Regions from separate parts of the Homo sapiens genome. Here region 1 is linked to region 2. A link is an interaction called in ENCODE POLR2A ChIA-PET data of the cell type or tissue named here. Cell type or tissue: A673. All regions are shown on one strand. Each heading gives the region's core, and the rest is flanking DNA. Links, peaks and the distances in the headings are about the cores only.

Region 1 (10,048 bases), core at 1,352-9,351, 840 kb after region 2:
TAATTAGCCGGGTGTGGTGGCACGTGCCTGTAGTCCCAGCTACTGGGGAGGCTGAGGCAGAAGAATTGCTTGAACCCGGGAAGCAGAGGTTGCAGTGAGCCGAGATTGCGCCACTGCACTCCAGCCTGGGTGACAGAGCAAGACTCCACCTCAAAAAAAAAAAAACAAAAAAAAAACAACGCAGGACTCCTCCCAAGCCTCATGTTTTATGAAGCTTTTAGTAATAGCACTTAGCAGCCATCTCTTTTTAGGTGATGAGTTGGGAATACCTCAGTTGGCACCTGATAGAGTTCTTAGTATAAGTAAACTAGTGAAAGAACACATCCCTGGTCAGAATTTCAGAGGCAGTAGGCACTTTCTCTGTTGTCTTCTCTTCTCCTCTGTTCATAAACCCAGGCTTCTTGGAGATAGTGGATATACCTGAGTATAATTGCAAGTGTGCTGCTTTCTTCAGTGGAGTGGCTGTGATACCAACTTGCTTGGGCTCCATTTTTATTTAGGTGGTGTATCAGGACTCTGGGCTGCAGGCAACAAGCACCCAACCCAAACTGGCTTAAAAACCCAAACTGGAATCTATTGATTCCTGTAACTGAAAATTCCAGGTGGTAATGTTTGTTCTGGGTGCTTACCTAAGGTAAGTAGGATTTGCCTTCTCTTAATCCTGCTTTCCTTTTGTTGACTTTATTCACAGACAGGCTTTCCTCTTGGGGAAAAATGGCTACCAGCAACTCTAGTCTTCTATCTGCTTAGCAACTCAAGGGAAAGAGAGCTGCAAGTCATGAACCTAAATTCCCATTGCTGCAAACTGGGTCATGTGTCCACCTTTCAGCCAATCACTGATTCAAATTGTTCAGACTCGAATCCATTGCCCATTCCTGAAGATGAAGGTGAGGTCAGCTCTGCCTAAATTGTGTTGACTAAGAGTGGGAGTGGGATGGTTTCCTAAATAGAGGAAGTGGATGTTGGGCAGGAAAAAAGAGCAATAACTGATATCCATTTTAGGTGGGTGTGTGACGCAGCACTAACTGAGAATACAGTAGTCCCACCTTATCCACTGGAGATACATTTCAAGACCCCCGGTGGGTGCTTGAAAATGCAGATAGTACTGAACCCTGTATATGCCATGTTTTTTTTTCCTATATACACAGAGCAATGATAAAGTTTATAAACAAGGCACAGTAAGAGATTAACAGCAACAACAAAATAGAACAATTACAACAGTATACTATAATGTTATATGAATGTGGGCTCTCATAATACTGTACTGTAAGTAACTGATGCTATGGAAAGCAAAACCGCGGATAAGGGGGGACGACTGTGTTTTCTGTTCATCCAACATATATTCATTGATCAGCTCAGTGCTGGGGAATCAGCAGTAAACAGAATGGCTCCTTGTCCTCAGAGAGCCTAAAGTCTTGTTTCTTTTAACTAAAAGAATGACATTAATGGAGTCAGGACAGTCTTGGCTATGGGGCTGGGCTCTGCAGTCAAGCAGACCTGAGTTCAGATTCTGGCTCTGCTGTTACCAGTTTGCCTTGGGCAAGTTAATTTCCCCTGCCTTAGCTGTCAAATGATGATGATGTTAGTACCTATCTCGTGAAGAGGCAATGAAATAGGCATGGAACTTAGCACTGAGCCTGGAGTACAGTAAGGGCCCAATAAATGTAAGCTGGTGCCATTATCGTTAGTACTCAGAGTTTGCTATGCTATTTTACTTCCTCTTTACTGAAGCTTATCACCGATAAGCCCTTAGCTTCCGCCTCTTGTGAATCCCTGGAGGGCAGGATCTGTTGCCTTACTGTTCTAACTCCACCTGCCTTACTAGTACAGTAGGGGCCCTATCTATGTTTGTTGAGTTGAAATAATGTGGGCAAAATTGCTGCTTCTGACTGCGACTTTATAAAGGCTCTATGATTGTTAGAACCCTTGAACATTCAAAGCATCCTTCCAGGTTAAGATATGGAGTTTTAGGTCTGCTGAAAGTTTTAATACTGCTGGCCAATATTTATCACTCACCATGTCAATATTTAACCTGTCAGATCCTGCATCTGTGTTGCCAACAAGATAGATTTAATGGCTTAACCTTCTTCTGTTTTTAAGTTAAACACAAATAAGTAAGCTCCCTAATGTGAACACTTTTCTTCTGGCTAATATGCAGTGAGACAGCAAACCAAACCAAATGTGTACTCATGAATTGACTTAACTGGAATAACTTCCTTTCCTCTTTCCTGTTCTTTGCCTGCCTTTTAAAGCTCAGCTTGAGTTCTGTCTCCTGTGTTAATTCTTCCGTGATTTCTCCAGCCCAAATTTCTCCCTTTCCCCCAACTAAAAAGTTCTTATCCTCAGTGCTGTTCATTTTTTCATGTTATTCGTGAATTAGCAGGCCTCCACTTACGAACCTTTTGAAATGATGCCTGTGTATACTAGAACAACTTGTGACTTACATGCGGTCTTTGTTGGAACGGTCTGCTGCTTGAAGCAGCTTGGGTTTCATTCATATCCCACAAATATTTATTAAGTGTCTTCTTGGTACCAGCCACTGTTCCAGGCACTGAGAATATAGCATTGAACAAGGCAGAAAAAAGCCTGTGCCCTTGTGTAACTTACATTCTGGGGAAGAGGGAGTTAGACAATGGACAAATAATTGTCAGGTAATAAATAAATGTTCTGGAGAAGAAATAAGCAGACAGGATAGAGTGTATCTGCCAGGGGAGGGGCTGTAATTTTAAATAGTGCTGTCCAACAGGGTCTTTCTGGGAAGGTCACATTTCATGGAGAACCTAAAGGAGGTGAGGAGTGAACATACAGAGATCTGGGGGAGGGGATTCTAGGCCAAGACGGGCAAGTGCAAAGGTTCTGTGGTGACCAGGACCCGCACTTAGTTTAATGCTCTGTTGCCTTGATCATTTGTAATGATCTTAATCATTTGTGACCAACAGGCCCCCCAAATTCTATAGCCAATCCTGATGGTGGGAATGTGCCTGCAGTGTTTGGGACCCTTAATGTGAACATCTTTACTCTTTTCACAAACCCACTGTGGTTTCAAAAACCACACCCACTGTGGTACCCCTCTGGGACCTGAAGCTTCTCCTCTTCCTGTCTTCTCTCCTCGCCATGTCCTAAAGCTCAGATCCCAGTTTAGACTAAAAGGGGGCTCAAAGCAGAGGCCCAGCCCATTTTGCTTCACACCACCCTCCTTCACCACCACACCCAGCCTCCTGGGATTTCCCCCAGCACTTGCATTTCTTTAGATTGGCATCTTCTACCTTCTTTCCTTGCCAGAGTCCCCAGGAGAGTGAGAATATGTCTTGAAGCTGGAAAGCCTATTCTCGTAAAAAAAGGATAAATCAAATTCCATGGACATTTATTGTGCATCTACTGTGTGCAATGCACTGAGCTGGTTAGATTCTATAGTATTATAGTTCACTTATATCACCCGCACATGTGATCAACAAACATTTATTGAATACCTTTTGCTCTTCCTCATAGCTAGGCATGGGGATTAGGTTAAATGTTAAGAGACGAATTGTTTTTTTGTGGACTGCTTGGGAGCTTAGCCGCTCTTTGTAGCATTGTTTGTTTGGAGAAATGTTTTCCAGCTTCTATATGGCTGGCTTACTAATGAACTTTGGAGTACCTTAGGGGACGATCTATATTGCCTGTTGTAGTCTCCTGTATTTCATTTTACGTGACAATGACTTACCTCTATAAAAGATTTTAGCTCTTTGAGTGTAGACCATTTCTTATATACTTGCTAACAGCACCTCCCTCCCCCTAGCACCTGGTGTGGCCCTGAATTTAGATAGTATTTTGAACATAAGTTACCTTACTTTAAAAATGTGTTGCTTTTCTGTGTCTGTGAAAATATCATGTGCTCACTGTAGAAATATTTAGGAAATTCAGAAGAATAGAAGAAAATAAAAGTCTTTAGTAATATAATTGCTTAGAGGCTACCATTGTTAACATTTTGGTGTATTTCTGACTTTTTTTTTTTTTTTTTTTTTTTTAGACAGGCTCTCTCTCGCTTTTGCCTAGGCTGGAGTGCAGTGGTGTGATCATGGCTCTGTAGCCTTGACCTCCCATACTCAAGCTATCCTCCCACCTCAGCCTCCTAAGTAGCTGGAACTACAGGTGCATGCCACCACACCTGGCTCATTTATTTTTATTTTGTCTAGAGACAGTGTCTCACTATGTTACCTGGGCTGGTCTTGAACTCCTGGCCCCTAATGATCTGTCTATCTCAATCACCCAAAGTGTTGGGATTACAGATATGAGCCACTGTGCCTGGCCTATTTCTGACTTTTTTTCTTTTTGTATATAAGAATATATATTTCGAGACAAATTGTGGATTATAAATGGATGCTTATTTATCTCGACTGCCTTTCAGACCTTTTTCCCCCAGCCAACCAGTTTTTTTCTTCTCAAAGAAGACACAGGTGAAACTGAAACTCATCTATTTCTTCTGATTGAGATTGTGTGGGTCTACTCCACTCAGCTTTTGCAGTACATGGAAAGTTGAGATAAACGCCTAAAGAAACTAGTTTCAGTCATAGATTTAGTAAAAATGTTATTGCAAATCTCTTCTTTGAACTCAAGGTGCTTTTCTCAGTTTCTTAAACCACCACCCAGAGAGATCTTTCATGTCCTCTTTGCCCTGGAGATGTACATTGGGAACAAAAACCTTAAGTCAGTTTCTTCACTTTTTACTGCTTTGGCTCTTAGTAATTATCTGTTCTTCTATTAAACAAGAGAAGACAGATTAAATTTCTAACAGTAAGGCACAAAACCAATCCATTTACAGAATTAGTCTTACATTAGCACATAGGAATACAAATCAGCCTCCCTGGGGATGGATCTCTTTGCAATTTCTCTCAGTGTTTTTGGAGTAAGTCCAGTAGACTTTGGGAAAATCTAGTATTCACTGACTTTAAATTAAATAAGTAATATGACCCCTTTGAGTGTGTGTGTGTGTGTTTTTTTTCCCTTGACTAGGAAAAAGGGGATGGATAGATTTTTATATCTGCCTATGATGTATGGTTGTGTTCTCAACTTTTAGTGTGCATGAGGATCGCCTGAGAAAGAGGTGCTTGAGGCCGGGTGCAGTGGCTCATGCCTGTAATCCCAGCACTCTGAGAGGCCAAGGCAGGTGGAGGCCGAGAGTTCGAGACTAGCCTGGCCAACATGACAAAACCCTGTCTCTACTAAAAAATACAAAAATTAGCTAGATGTGGTGATGTGTGCCTGTAATCTCAGCTACTTGGGAGGCTGAGGCATGAGAATCGCTTGAACCTGGGAGGCAGAGGTTTCATTGAGCCAGGATCGTGCCACTGCACTCCAGACTGGGCGACAGAGCGAGACTCTGTCTCAAAAGAAAAGGAGGTGCTTGAGCCCTAACCCTGGAAATTCAGGGCAGTAGGTCTTGGTAGGGCCCTTGGCATTTTTTTTTTTAAATTCCACAGGTGATTTTAATGTGTAATACAGGACGAAAGTCCCCAATAGTGGTAGAGAATCGATATCTGAGACATTGTCAAAGAATTAAAAGCAAGGTTGTATGTTATCAAACAGATACTTTTCCTTAACATTGAAGGAATACTAATATTTTGAATTTATTGGTTTCCTATAGAATAAATTTGGCCAGTCTCACATTGCTGAGAGCTATTCAACTACTGCAAAATTATTTTCTTTTTTTTTTTGTTTTGAGACAGAGTCTCGCTCGCTCTGTCACCCAGGCTGGAGTGCAGTGGCGCGATCTCGGCTCACTGTAAGCTCTGCCTGCCGGGTTCACGCCATTCTCCTGGCTCAGCCTCTCGAGTAGCTGGGACTACAGGCGCCTGCCACCACACCCGGCTAATTTTTTGTATTTTTAATTAATTAATTAATTTATTTATTTATTTATTTTGAGACGGAGTCTTGCTCTGTCGCCCGGGCTGGAGTGCAGTGGCGCGATCTCGGCTCACTGCAAGCTCCGCCTCCCAAGTTCACGCCGTTCTTCTACTTAAGCCTCCTGAGTAACTGGGACTACAGGCGCCTGCCACCAGGCCCGGCTAATTTTTTTATTAGAGACGGGGTTTCACCATGTTAGCCAGGATGATCTCCATCTCCTGACCTCGTGATCCGCCTGCCTCGGCCTCCCAAAGTGCTGGGATTACAGGCGTGAGCCACTGCACCCGGCCCAAAATTACTTTCTCTAAATATTGTAGCCATGTTGATATTTTTATAGTTTGACCAGATTTCTCTATTTTAATATTTCTAATGTCTTTAATTCCTTTTCCTTCTTCTTGGAATATCTTTGTTTCTGAAATGACAGGTTGTCCATTTTCATGTTTTTAAGTCAGTGTTGTCCATTTTCATGTTTTTAAGTCAGTGTAGAGTTGGGTTAACGTGGCCCATAACTTTTTGGATGGCTATGTGCTTCGCAGTAGTCTAGGTGGAACACTGATAGCATCTTTATTTATTTATTTTTAATGGACACATTATAATTGTACATATTTATGGGGCACGGTGTCATATATGTATACAATGTATATTGACCAAATCAGGGTAATTAATGTATCCATCACCTAAAACGTTTATTATTTGTGTTGTAAACATTCAAAATCTGTTCTTCTAGCTATTTGAAAATATACAATAAATTGTTGTGAATTATAGTCAACCTGTAGTGCCACAGAGAACCAGAACTCATTCCTCCTGTCTAGCTGCACTTTTATATCCATTAACCAACCTCTGTCTGATAGTGTGTTTTAGATAACAAGGTATTTCTCTGCACACTAGTAGCAAGTAGTGTTTTTAACCTACATTTATGAACTGTGGGAAGTACCCAATCAGAGTGCCTAAGACATTCTGCTGCCCGACAGTAGTAGGATTTATGTGGTTACTAGACCACAGCTTTTGTCCAGGATGTGGCTTCATATCCTTGTCAGATCATGCACACTAATAAAAGAGGTGTGTTTTCAACCACAGGGCCAAATATGCTCACAACTCTGCCTCTTGTAAGGTGTTTCTCAAATGATATTTCCAATAATAACAAACTGAAGTTGATGAATTAGTTACTAAACCTTGAATTTACTCTGGTTTGTCTGGTGGAGTGATGTCACTCATTTACCTGCATTCTAGTATCCTCCTCAAGTAGGGGAGAGGAAGTAGCTTACCTAGACTAATGTCTCTGGAGGTGTGCTTAAGAAACCTTGGGAATATATTGAACACAGGACTATCGTGGGTCATGTCTATCACTTTGGTTAAAAAAAAAAAAGATTGAACTTTTCAAAAAATAGATTCTGAAATGGAGATTTGCATGTAGGTGGTTTAGTGGGTTTTCCTTTCAGAGAGGTCCTGAACTGAGCAAGGGGGCCAGGCCTTTGTACCCAGCCATGGACTAGTCATTGGATACAGGCTGCCTTAGTGGGGTGGGAGGGGATGCAACCTGGGTGAGTCAGCTTGTTTGGCCAAAGGCATTGCCTAGGAAGGGACTCAGCTGTGAGTCAACAGCAGGCAGCATTTTCATCTAGGGGAATGAGTGGGACCGGAAGCGGGATCTGAGTGACCCACTGCAGTATCTATGGCAAGGACCATTGATAGAATATGTTGCCAGAATTACTCTAAGTGTGCGGCATGAAACTTGAGCATTTGGTCTCCTCACCTTGGAGGAGTCTACATATTTCTTAAGATATGGACCTTCCGTTAGTGTATTGGTTTCTTTTTTTTCCCTGCCATTTTCCAGTGGTTACCAACATGGAAGGTCATCTACATGAAAGTCTGGGACTTGATCTCTTTTGGAGTTTAGATCATAATTCTGAGAGCACAGTGACTTTTTTTTAAAAAAAGTTTGGCTGTGTAATGTCGTTTACAAAATTACAATTCAATGCTTTGAAACAGTGGTTGCCCTTCAGAACTTGTAAATGATCAAGAACCATCATAATGCATGCATTAACAGTGAGACCAGCATGAGGTCTCATTTTTATTCTTAATAGCATACCTATTTCATAGAGTGGTTATATCTCTTTTACAGATGAGAAAGCACAGATGCACTTAGCCTGGTGGCTTGTTGGTAAGGTGACTGAACAGGTGTATCAGTTTGAATCTTTGCTCTGAACCTCCATGCTGGGTTGCATCCCAGGGATTATGGTGGTTGGGATCAAGGATACTGGTGGCAGGGCTAGGGTGATGCCAAGATACGGGCATTGTCTTCCATGATGAGGATGGAGGCCAGGCCAGCTGAGTAGGCAAAAGACAGAAGGCTCCTGTTACTAGAGGTAAGACTTTTCTGCACTAGAACAGCTAAAAACAAAGATGATGATGTCCTTTGCCTCATCAGAATAGCATCAAGTCCAGACACCAGTTCCTAGTGAGTCTTAAGTGGAACCAATTGAAGAAAGCAATGCCTGCAAGTCTCTAACAGTGAAAGGCTAGATGAGACTTCAGTTTCAATGAATGCGGGCTTTTCCTTGCCTTTGTTCTGGTTGTAGGAGGATAAGGAACATTTTTCTCTTGTTTCTTTACCAAGTAGGTAAAGTAGGCCTCTCCACAATGTCAAAATAATCCAAAAAAGAAAGCAGGAGGAAGACCACGATTGCAAATGAAAGTTTCTTCGTGAGTGTGGCTTTCCTTGGCAAGCAGTGACTCCCTCCAGTGTTGATTGCAGGAGTCTCAAGTTGTATCTGGGCCGAGAGAGAAAGTGATGCCTCTTTTTCTTGATGAGTGAAGCCAATTAGTTGTGGGAGGGGATGGAGCCTGACATTAAACCAATGACTTTCCATTATTTTTTTAGGCAAGCACCCCTGAGCCTTCTAATTACAATTGCAGATTTTTTTTCCTGTTTTTTTCTGTATGGTCAAAATTTCTCTCTTGATTTAACATTCTGTTCCTTCTCTTTGCCCACAGAGAGCTGTCAGCTCTTACTCTTTTTTTCCTCCAGAGATCCCTTTTGGCCTTCATCCTTTGCACTGTTTTTGCAGTTAAATACCACATTTCCTTTTTATGCTCTGGGCTGTCTTTTAGCCCCGAGACTTCTAGATGAACAGAAACTTCATTCCAGAAAAATCTTTACTGTGAGTCTTGGTAGGGTCTAAATCAGTGCTTGGACTCCCTTAAAAACATTGAGGTGATTTTTTTTTTGTTTTGAGACAGCAGCCTTGCAATACATAAGACCGCTGTATTTGAGTGGTGAATTAACAATTCGCTTGTAAGCAGTAAGTCACTGATGTCAGCCAAAGCTTATTAAAAATGGATTTTATTAAGCGAGTGCTGTTGGGACACAGAGTGAAGCTTTTCCTAGCTTTGCAGAAGCACATACCAAAGTGAGCTTTGGCAGGTGGATTGGGAACAGGCAGAGGGGTACATACATACATACACTTGGCTTTTTTTCTGTTTCACACTCATATTTCTTTGTGCTACCAGGATCGTCAATGACAGCCTTATCTCTCAAATAAAGCCCGTTACCTCATCTCTAATTGCTTATCCAAAGGCAGGCGAGCTCTGATTTCTCTGCATTAATAAATGACACCGAAGAAGAACTGCTTTGTTTGCACTGGCCCGCTCAGGTTAACCAGTGTAAGCCCCTGAGAGCATTAGGAAACCTTGCACTTCTCCAGTGGCCAAGGAGAGGTGGCGTTCATCTCCATCAAGAGCAGTGTCTACTTGTTTACTTTTTGCTCATGTTTATAGCCCTGTTCTTTTCCCAGTGAAAACCCCTTAGTGACCTAGAGCAGCTTTTCTCTAGCTGTGTGTGCTCACTCCCTTCCTAGTTGAGAGTAGTGGTGGTTGTCCTGGGAAGAGGGGTGGCCTCCCTGATTTCAAGCCTCACTTTCTTGGCCGCCTGCTGCTCACCTTTCCTTAGAGGTCAGGAGGCTTTCCACAGACCTTGACGGTGATTCCTGTGCCGTATACCAGGCTGGAAGATAGCACCCCTGCTGCTTTGTGAAGCACCATGGGAAATGGTCATATGGGTTTCCTAAGTGAATATAAGGAGTGAAGGCGTGTGGGGGTCAGAGAATGGAGGATGGCTGGCAGATTCTGAAATAGTTCCATGACTGCCTGGTGAAACAGTATGGAT
Region 2 (10,048 bases), core at 1,441-9,440:
CATTTTTCTTTGTGAAAAACTACTGTTAAGAAGAGCTACTCATAGAATATAGATAACAAAACAAATATATTAGGAAATTAGTAAATAAGGTAGACCAAGTATTTAGAGTGAATATAAAGTATCTTCTTTATATTCAGTTGACAGTCATATATGCATATACTTGGACTGAATGTCATAACTGTTAAGTAAAAATAAAGGAATGGAACAATGGGCAGAGTTATGTATACCACTGGATATACTATCTGCATAAGAAAGGGAATATATACATATGTATTTGTGTACATATGCACAGACTAATCTCTGAAAGGATGGAAATGAACTGGTAATAGGGATTAACACTAGAAGAAAAACTGGGTGGCCAGGCAGTGGATATAGAAGACTTACTTTCTCACCCTATACCATTTTGTGCTGCTAAATTTTGTACCATATACATGTATTTTCAATTCCAAATAACTTAAATAGGACAGAGAGCTTATCTACTGAAAGGAAAACATTTTTTAGGTATACATACTTTAGTAAATTAATAAAATAATTGGCCGGGCACTGTGGCTCACGCCTGTAATCCCAACACTTTGGGAGGCCGAGGCGTGTAGATCACTTACGGTCAGCAGCTCAAGACCAGCCTGGCCAAGATGGTCTCTACTAAAAATACAAAACATTAGCCGGGCATGGTGGCACCTAACTGTAATCCCAGCTACTCGGGAGGCTGAGGCACAAGAATTGCTTGAACCCGGGAGTCAGAGGTTGCTGAGCTGAGATCACACCACTGCACTCCAGCCTGGGCGACAGAGTAAGACTCTGTCTCAAAAAAAAAAAAAAAAAAAGGAAGGAAGAAAAACAATTAAAATGCTCTGCTGTGCATATGAATTATTATGATAAAGACTCAAACATTCATCCAATCATTTCTTGGGTAATTCTAAATGCCAGTCTCTATGCAATTTTGTAAAGAGATAAATTATTTTAACACTTTATAATTCATAATCATTTCTACATATAATTTAATTTCTACATATAATTTCTACATAATCATTTCTACATATAATTATAAACATTAACTTTATTAGTGAAAGCAGAATAAATAACTGAAAAAATAGTGGTTATGAACCTGGAAAGGCCTGAATTTAAATCCAAGATCCTAGACTTTGTAGATGCGTGGTTCTCAGCTTATGACTTAACTTCTCTGAACACTAATATCCCTCTTAAGACCAGAGTTCAGCAAATTATAACCCCAAGGCAAATTACATCCTGCCACCCATTTCTTGTAAATAAAGCTTTATTGGAACAACCTATGCCTCTTTGCTTACATATCATCTATGGCTGCTTTCTCAGTACAATGTGAGACCTGACTAGATTTGCCAGAGCCCATATACCCTACAAAGCCAAAAATACTAATTATCTGGTCCTTTACAATAAAAGTTCACCTGCCCCTCCTAAAAGTAAAATGCATACAAACCACATCTACTTTGAAATTGTCTAAGAATATAAAATCTCATGATATGTATCCTAGAGCAAAAGAAAAAGAATTTAAAAAAGACTAAAAATTTTAAAAAGAATATAAAACTCCACTCCATGCAGGCAGCAGGTCAAAACTATTTCAGAATGACATCAAGATATTATTTATCTTTTTCACTCTTTCTCCAAGTGTACAGTGGAGTTTTCCAGAGGCTACATGGAATTGTGACGTCAAAAGACTACAACACAGCTGTATTCACTTAAGCCAGATATTAAAGAAATTTGCAAAAACAGTGCCATTATTCTTACTACATTGCTTTAAAATATAGTCATTTTAGTTAAAATATAATCATTTATGTTAACATGCAGTGGGTTTATTATTATTACTATTTTAAAAGTCAGACATAACTTTCCTCAGTTTTATTTGGTGGTGGTGGTGGTGGTGGGTTTTTTTGAGATGGTCTCGCTCTGTCACCCAGACTGGCAGTGGTATAATTATAGCTCACTGCAGCCTCAATCTCCCAGGATCAAGCAGTCCTCCCACCTCAGCCTCCCAAGTAGCTGGGACTACAGGTACACAACACCATGCCCAGCTAACTTTAACCTTTTGCAGAGATGGGGGAGGGGGGGTCTCACTATATTGCTCAGGCTGGTCTCGAACTCCTAGGCTCAAGGGATTCTCCTGCCTTGGCCTCCCAAAGGGCTCAGATTACGAGCATGAGCTGTCGCACCCAGCCTTTTTATTCATTTTATTATTATTATTTATGTTTTTGCGACAGGGTCTCTGTCACCCAGGCTGGAGTACAGTGGCGTGATCACCGCTCATTGCAGCCTTGACCTCGTGGGCTCAAGCGATCCTCCTGCCTCAGCTCCTCAAGTAGCTGGGACTACAAGCGTGTACCACCACAGCTAATATTGGTATTCTTTTTGTAGAGACAGGGTTTTACCATGTTGCCTAGGCTGGTCTCGAATTCCTGGGCTCAAGCGATTCACCAGCCTCAGCCTTCCAAATTTCCTCCATTTGAATATTTTATCATAAATATTGATAAGAATCCACATAAACAAAAGCATCCTGGGGTCCTCAATTTTGTTAACAGGTGTTCTGAGATCTGAAAGTTATGGAATAAGCTATACCAAGCTTGTCCAACCCGTAAACCATGGGCCGCATGTGGCCCAGAACAGCTTTGAATGCAACCCAACACAAATTCATAAACTTTCTTAAAACATTTGAGGTTTTTTTTTTTTTTTAGCTCATTAGCTACCATTAGTGCTAGTATATTTCATGTATGGCCCAAGACAATTCTTCTTCTTCCAATATGGCCCAGGGAAGCCAAAAGGTTGGACACCCTTGTGCTATATTGTAACTTGAGTGCAACACAGTGGCATGATCAATTAGTCAACAAGAACAATTGGGCACAAGGGGCTGACCTTCTTTATATACTTGGCAGGGTTTGGATAAACAGAGTAGAGAATATACTTGGACAATCAGTGAGACTAACACCATCCAGCATGCAATTTAAAATAAAAATGTGACAAAAATAACTATAACAATTAGAAGTTCCCCAAGATACTTAAGAAATTTTATTCAAAAGTTTGAAATAAGGTGAAAGGAGGACAGCTTGTCCTTTCAATGCCATATAGAGAGAAAGGCACATCTGAGGATCATGTAGCCCTCAGGTTCCCAAACCATGTACCAAAGCACCCCAGAACACTGCAGCAAATTCACAAGGGTACTATAGGACATTCTCAATTTCTTAGGAAATCAAAGTAACATTTGTCAGAGAACATGCAAACTACTAGCTCAAGTTCACAGTTTCAGTATTAGACTGTACTACCTTACCTTCAATGAAGTCAAATATTTGTGAAACGTTTTTTCCGTGGTAGCTGTGATACAAAGTAAAATCAATGCAGATAGAAAATAACAGTAGTGATTTCCAGCCTGATTCTTTGGTTTGAGTTGTGCAGTGCTCACCAGGCATATACATCCTGTTAACAAGCAACTGCGGCTATTTAAGAATAAATTTTATTGTTTCACTGCAGTATGTGCATTATTTGTTGAAACAGTTACTAAGTTATCAGTACATAAATACTTATTATTTGTACTTAGTAACTAGAACTGTTAGGTATTTCTTTTGGCCTATAGGAATACGAAGGTATTCCTAGGGCACTATAAAAACAATAAAGTTCAGGAACTTCTGATTTAAGGGAACATACTTTGCACAATCCACATTTCACTGTTCTTTAAAGGTCACAAATTTAGTGAGGTTTTACATTAATTTGTATATTTGTGGATAGTAGAAACAGTTTCTGTCCTGACAAAGAGAGAGCCCCTATTATGGCTTGCACTCCTCAGGACATTAACCACTTTTGTAACTAACTCAGCAATCTTATCCTTATATTCTTTTATACATTTCCTATAAAGTCCTAACTAGTCTAATGCTCCTTAAACTGCTTTTAACATCATACCTGTTCCCTCACTAATTAAAGAGTTATGAAAATGTTTGGCAATTATTTGTTTCGTATTTGCATTACGATGCTAATTTTGTCTTTTTGTAAACTGTACTTTAGGATGCTGAAGTCCTTTTCTAGTATATCTAGAAATAACTATTTTTAAAAGCCAAAATTTAAAGATTTCACTAACTACCAAGTACTTTGGAGGAATGTATGTATAAGAATACATATAGCATAAAAAAAGATTCTACACATACTCCTGTATTAAAATAGTGGATATACCTATATGTTAGAATATAATTCAACTATCTTATAAGTCTATGTGGTTTTCAACATTTTCTAACATTTAATAAATATATTCAGGCTGGGCACAGTGGCACACATCTGTAATCCCAGCACTTTGGAAGGCCAAGGCACTTGAGTTTGAGACCAGCCCGGGAAACATAATGAGACCCTGTCTCTACAAAAAATACAAAAATTAGCCAGACATGGTGGCACATGCCTATAGTCCCAGCTACTAATGTGATTGAGGTGGAAGGATCACCTGAGCCCAGAAAGTTGCGGCTGCAGTGAGCTGTGATCCTGCCACTGCACTCCAGCCTGGGCAGCAGAATGAGAACCTGTCTCAAAAAAATAATAAATGCATTCAATCCTTTTATAATCAGAAAAATACACAATAGACTTGTTTAAATGTTTGGGATGATCTATGAATACATTTTTTTTTTAAAAGTGCTATTAATGAAGTTTAAAAAAGTGAATGAGTGAGTGATATAGAATTAAATTCCCTCCAAAGAAACATTTTAGTACTTCATTAAATAGAAGGCTAAGGACAAAAGAATAAATGGCAATATTTGTATAATTAGTTACTTCCAATGACAGACTATGCCAGTAAACTAAATATAGAGATAACAACTTATTTTACTCCCAATTTTCCACTTATTCTTTCTAATTTTCTTTATTTCATGTCAAACATTCTTATCTAGATCACTCTTTTCATTTCAAGCTACAGAAGTGACAAGTGCCTAAGAAGGGGAAAAACTTTCACTTTTGGGGGTATACTTATGAGGAACAGGTGAGGAGCAAGCAAAGTAAAAAGCAAATGAGTAAATATGTCTCTACATGTGTTGAATCATGTCCATCCAAATGAGAAAAAATATATAGAAGTGTTGGTGGTTTGTAAGGAACTTGCTTCTTTCCTCACCTGATAACTGACTCTGGATCCACTTCTGCCTGGGTTGCTTTTCACCTAGGCTGCCTCCGTTATTACCCAGAGTTGCTCTCTCATCTTACTATTAAAGATACTTGGCTCAGCACTACTTAGAACTTCCTCTTGTTCGCTTCAGAAGCATATACACAAAAATTGGAACCCTACAGAAAAGATTAACATGGCCCCTGCACAACGATGACATGCAAATTCATGAAGCAATCCACATTTTTAAAATTATAAAAAGAAAAAAAAAAGAACTCCATATTATATGTGAAATATTGAAAATGGACTACCACACTTGTAGTGGGTCCTAATAGTCAACAGGCCTCTTTACAACTACATATGAATATAAGACCAAAGTCAAACCTCTGAAAACATTTGATCTAAGGGAGGGAATGTTATGGGAGTTCCAGCATCTGCTTTTAATGAATGATTTATAGAACAAAGGACCTGAATACATGTAAACAACATCAAATGATTTGAAAGAGGAATAATAAAATGTTACACACTACTATCCCTAAATTAGGATCATTTAATTTTGACAAGTTGATAGGTTTGATTCAGAAAACTGCATAAGGTACTATGAGAACCAAGAAAAATTTATGAAACAGGCTTTCAAAGATTTATCTAGTCATTCATTCAGTCATTTACATTTATTATCTCATTTAATCTTGTGCAGGCCAGGCGTGGTGGCTCATACCTGTAATCCCAGCACTTTGGGAGGCCAAGTTGGGTAGATCACTTGAGGCCAGGAGTTCGAGACCAGCCTGGCCATCTGGCGAAACTGTCTCTACTAAAAATACAAAAATTAGCTAGGCATGGTGGTACATGCCTATAATCCCAGCTACTCAGGAGGCTGAGGCATGAGGATCACTTGAACCCGGCATGGAGGCTGCAGTGAGTCAAAATCGCGTCACTGCACTTCAGCCTGGAAGACAGAGCGAGACTGTCTCGAGGGAAAAAAAAAAAAAAAAAAAAAAACACCTGCGCAACAAAGTGGACATCATCCCTACTCAGGGTTTAGAAACGAAAAGCACAGAAGCAGAAACATAGCATATGGTGAGTAGACCAGTTTGATTATGCACACTAAGAGTGTAATTAAGAATGGGAGTTATAATAAAGTCTGAAACTTCTGTCATTTATTTTCAGAGGAGCAGGCTACTGGTTGGCAAATTCAGATCCATCAGGAAAACTCGTAATAATGCATATGTTCATCACTTCCTGAAAACGCTGCACGTACAAAAAGTCATAATTCTTGGGCTAAAAATTTAGAATTCTGAGCATTTATCATGTGGGTCAGGAAAACTGGCCCCTGTTCCTCTGCCTCCCTTCACCTGGCATCACCCTAGCCTCAGTTACAATTTGGTCCCTCAGTACCTTCAACTGATTCTGAAAATGCCTGACGTGTTCAAAGGAGTTACTCCTGCATTCCTCCTTAGTTAAAGGAGATCAAAGGAGATCAAATATACAGGATGCCAATGTCTCAAATGAAGACTACACAATGATGTAGCCAGAAGAATTAAGAGAGCTCTGAAACATGTAATGCTTGAATTTTATAGCAAGTCAAAGCACAAATACAGAACTCTTGGTTCTGCATCATCTATAGAGCATACCTTGTATTGTACTTCAAACACTGAGCCATGTTCAAACTTACCAGTGTAATATTCCTCAAAGGAAGAATCCTCTAGTTTGAAATGTACTTAATGATTTCATCAATTTTTACTGGGTATTTTTAGCACCACGTGTTTCTAAGGGATGGGGAAAAGGGTGAGCCTTTCCACTCTTAAAGTGTCCTTTGGTAACTTACCTTTTTGAACCTACAAAACATGCTTGAAATGATCAAGGAATAATGCACGACAGTACATATTCATTCTACTACCTGAGCATACTCGTGTTCAAGTCAGTAGTATATGCTCTCAGAGAAGGGGTAAATGGAGGGCTGCAGGTAAAGTTGCAAACGTAAAAGTATATACAATCCCAATTTTTCTATTTTCACATATTGTTAAGAGAGATCATAATGTCTTGTTTCTTTCACTGAAGAATTCCAGTTGAGTGTGATATTTCAATCGTGAAATTAAAGCCCAGAAATATTATTTATTCAAGAACACAACAAATCATTAGCAGAAAAAAGTTATTTGAAAGAGGTGAACTATTTTCTGATATAAAGCTTAAATTCTAAAATACAAAAATTAGCCGGGCGTGGTGGCATGCACCTGTAATCCCAGCTACTCAGGAGGCTGAAGCAGGACAATTGCTTGAACCCAAGAGGCGGAGGTTGCAGTGAGCCACCAGTCTCCAGCCTGGGTGACAGAGCAGGACCCTGTCGCCAAAAAAAAAAAAAAAGAAGTAGAAATGAAGGTGTGGAGATGACATGCTACACTGAAACTGATGTTTTAAATCACAGAGACAAATCCCAAAATTTACCAGCCAACAGCCCAATTCCCTTTTAGTGATAAGTACCTCCTATATATGTAGTCATTTTTTTAAAATCTCAGTTAACATGGACATACTTTTAGCCAACTGTTTTCAATTATATATACTGCGATGTCCGTTTATTTTTCTACATTCTCAATAACAGTTAACACTAAAGAAACAATACTACTCAATTTCAAGAGTACATAATTATCCCTGAAATGTTGCCTAACAATGTTCCCTCTAGGGTCCTCTGTGTGCAAATTCCTACTTTATATATGAAGCACGTTTAAGATCTCAAAATGTGTTGAGGCTATTTCTACTACAAGAATTGCAATTCACAATCCAGCATGACAGGGCACAAAGTCCAACAGTACTGTAGGCTTTCTATTAAAAAATACTCATAGTAAAATAAGGGTCACAAACAGCCCAATTGCTCAAACTTGAACAAACCACTCAATAATGAATAACACTGATAAATAACCATACAAAACCAATAATTATAAGAATCAAAGATCTCAACCCAATTAGAAAATAGTTTAAAAGATCATCTTTTAACATCAAGATAAGAATGGTGAAGAGACTATTTCTATTTTAATGACATAACCCAATTTTTGTTTTATGTTAGATTACTTTTCAAACCTCATTTACCATTTTGATCCTAAAGCATATGAAATAGATTTACAAAGGAAAAGTATGTCCTATTCAGTTTAATCCAACCTTTTGTGCTGGGAATTATAGATCCTGAGTAGAAAAAAAGGTAAAATTATGATGTACACTGGAAACTAAAATAAATGATTTTATATTAAAGATTCAATTTAGGAGTAATGTAGGAATGGGGAAAGGAGAAAGACTAAATTCTCATCTTCTAAATTCAAGAGAAGATTAAAATCACTCACACACACACACACACACACACACACACACACACGACATTAAGAACAGCAGAATAAACATGTTATTGATAAATTTAGAGGTAAAATGCCAGAAGAAACAGAAATCTTACTTCAGGGGAGCAACTCAAAGAAGAGAGATGGAATTTAACTTGAATTGCCAGGGAAGACAGAGTGGGTGGGAGAGAAAGAATATGAACAATGAGAAAATGAGTTTAGACTATGCTAGAACTGTGAAGGACAACTCTGGCTGGATAAAATGGCTTCTGCTGGGGAGCAGAAATGCTAGACAACGCTTGGGCGATCCCTACACAATTGACACCACATTATGTTCTTCTATTGGAGAGTGCTTCACCAAAAGTAGTCTAACCAAAGTATATACGAGGGCAGAGTGATTTGAAACAAAAGAAACTACAAGTCAAGAGACATAGGCAGAAGACAACAAAAACAGACCTAACATTCTATCAAGGAGGCAGCTCCACAGTTTCCGTAAAATGTAGTATTTTAATTTAGCAGTTTTCCACGATAATTCTTTTTTTTTTTTTTTTGAGACAAGAGTCTCATTCTTGTTGCCCAGGCTTGAATGCAACAGTGGGATCTCAGCTCACTGCAACCTCCGCCTCCCGGGTTCAAGCGATTCTCCTGCCTCAGCTCCTGACTAGCTGGGATTACAGACTTGCACCACCACGCCCAGCTAATTTTGTATTTTTAGTAGAGACGGAGTTTCTCCATGTTGGTCAGGCTGGTCTCAAACTCCCGACCTCAAGTGATCTGCCTGTCTCGGCCTCCCAAAGTGCTAGGATTACAGGCGTGAGCTACTGTGCCCGCCCCATGATATTCTTTAACCATAAATATCAAGCTATTATACTTCAATCTTATACAACTGTTAATAAAATCCTAAATGAAGCATGCAAGCCACACTTAACAGGTTCTCAGAGACAGATCTAATAATTTCTACGAACCATACTTAAAAGCTTTATTTTTATAACATCATTTAACACTCCACAACAAATAGTCATATTGTTATAATATACATTATGCATTTTCAAAATTTTTTCCTTTGACTCCATAAAAGGATAGCAACAGAACCACAATGCTAGTAAACACCATATTTTCAAATTCATACCAAAATCATGGTGATTTCAAACATTTGGTAAGACTACTTCTTTAAAATTAGAAAACAGCTGATGTCATTATTTTAGGGGTAAAATCAGTATACGATATGACATTTCTTATATTGCCATTATGTAGAAAGATTTATAGTAGAAACACCTACCTTATTTAATGCAAATTGTGTATATAAAAACTGATTCACAAATATTTGATTGGCAAGCTTTCTCTAGTACAAGAAATTACCAACATCATAAAAAATTCTCCTTATTTTTTTCTAAATATTACTACCACCAGTTTCACTACTAATAGCAAACAGCTACCATTACACAATAACCAGATGTTAGGTTCTGTATTAGCTACTTTATTTATGCTATCTTATTCAATACCATAAAATTCATCACAAAAAAGGCAAGCTTAAGTGAGTAATTTCAAGCTTAATAGAATTTATGTAATCTTTTTCTTAACATTTTAAATTGTTTCCTTAAACTAATGAGGAAAAAAATGTTAGAAAAAAAAGTGT

The links. ChIA-PET counts read pairs that join two places held together with the same protein. Peaks named below come from ENCODE experiments on the same cell type or tissue, not always from the same donor. Only the 100,000 strongest peaks of a DNase experiment are listed, where the experiment ranks them.
Region 1: POLR2A ChIA-PET joins it to region 2 with 23 read pairs; 2 of 35 experiments call an interaction of 5 or more read pairs at or near these places.

What each region holds. Positions count from the first base shown.
Region 1 is chr12:116,917,840-116,927,887 of GRCh38, forward strand. All of the region lies in intron 1 of FBXW8 (F-box and WD repeat domain containing 8), which reads left to right. Among named protein-coding and RNA genes, the nearest start is that of FBXW8, 12 kb to the left of the region's middle. In A673, for the core only: no CTCF peak of the experiment used is centred there; DNase peaks (open chromatin) are centred at 1,752, 2,232 and 4,862; H3K4me3 peaks cover 373 bases; H3K27ac peaks cover 2,444 bases.
Region 2 is chr12:116,077,337-116,087,384 of GRCh38, forward strand. All of the region lies in intron 4 of MED13L (mediator complex subunit 13L), which reads right to left. It also overlaps the pseudogene RNU6-1188P. Among named protein-coding and RNA genes, the nearest start is that of MIR620, 66 kb to the right of the region's middle. In A673, for the core only: no CTCF peak of the experiment used is centred there; no DNase peak of the experiment used is centred there.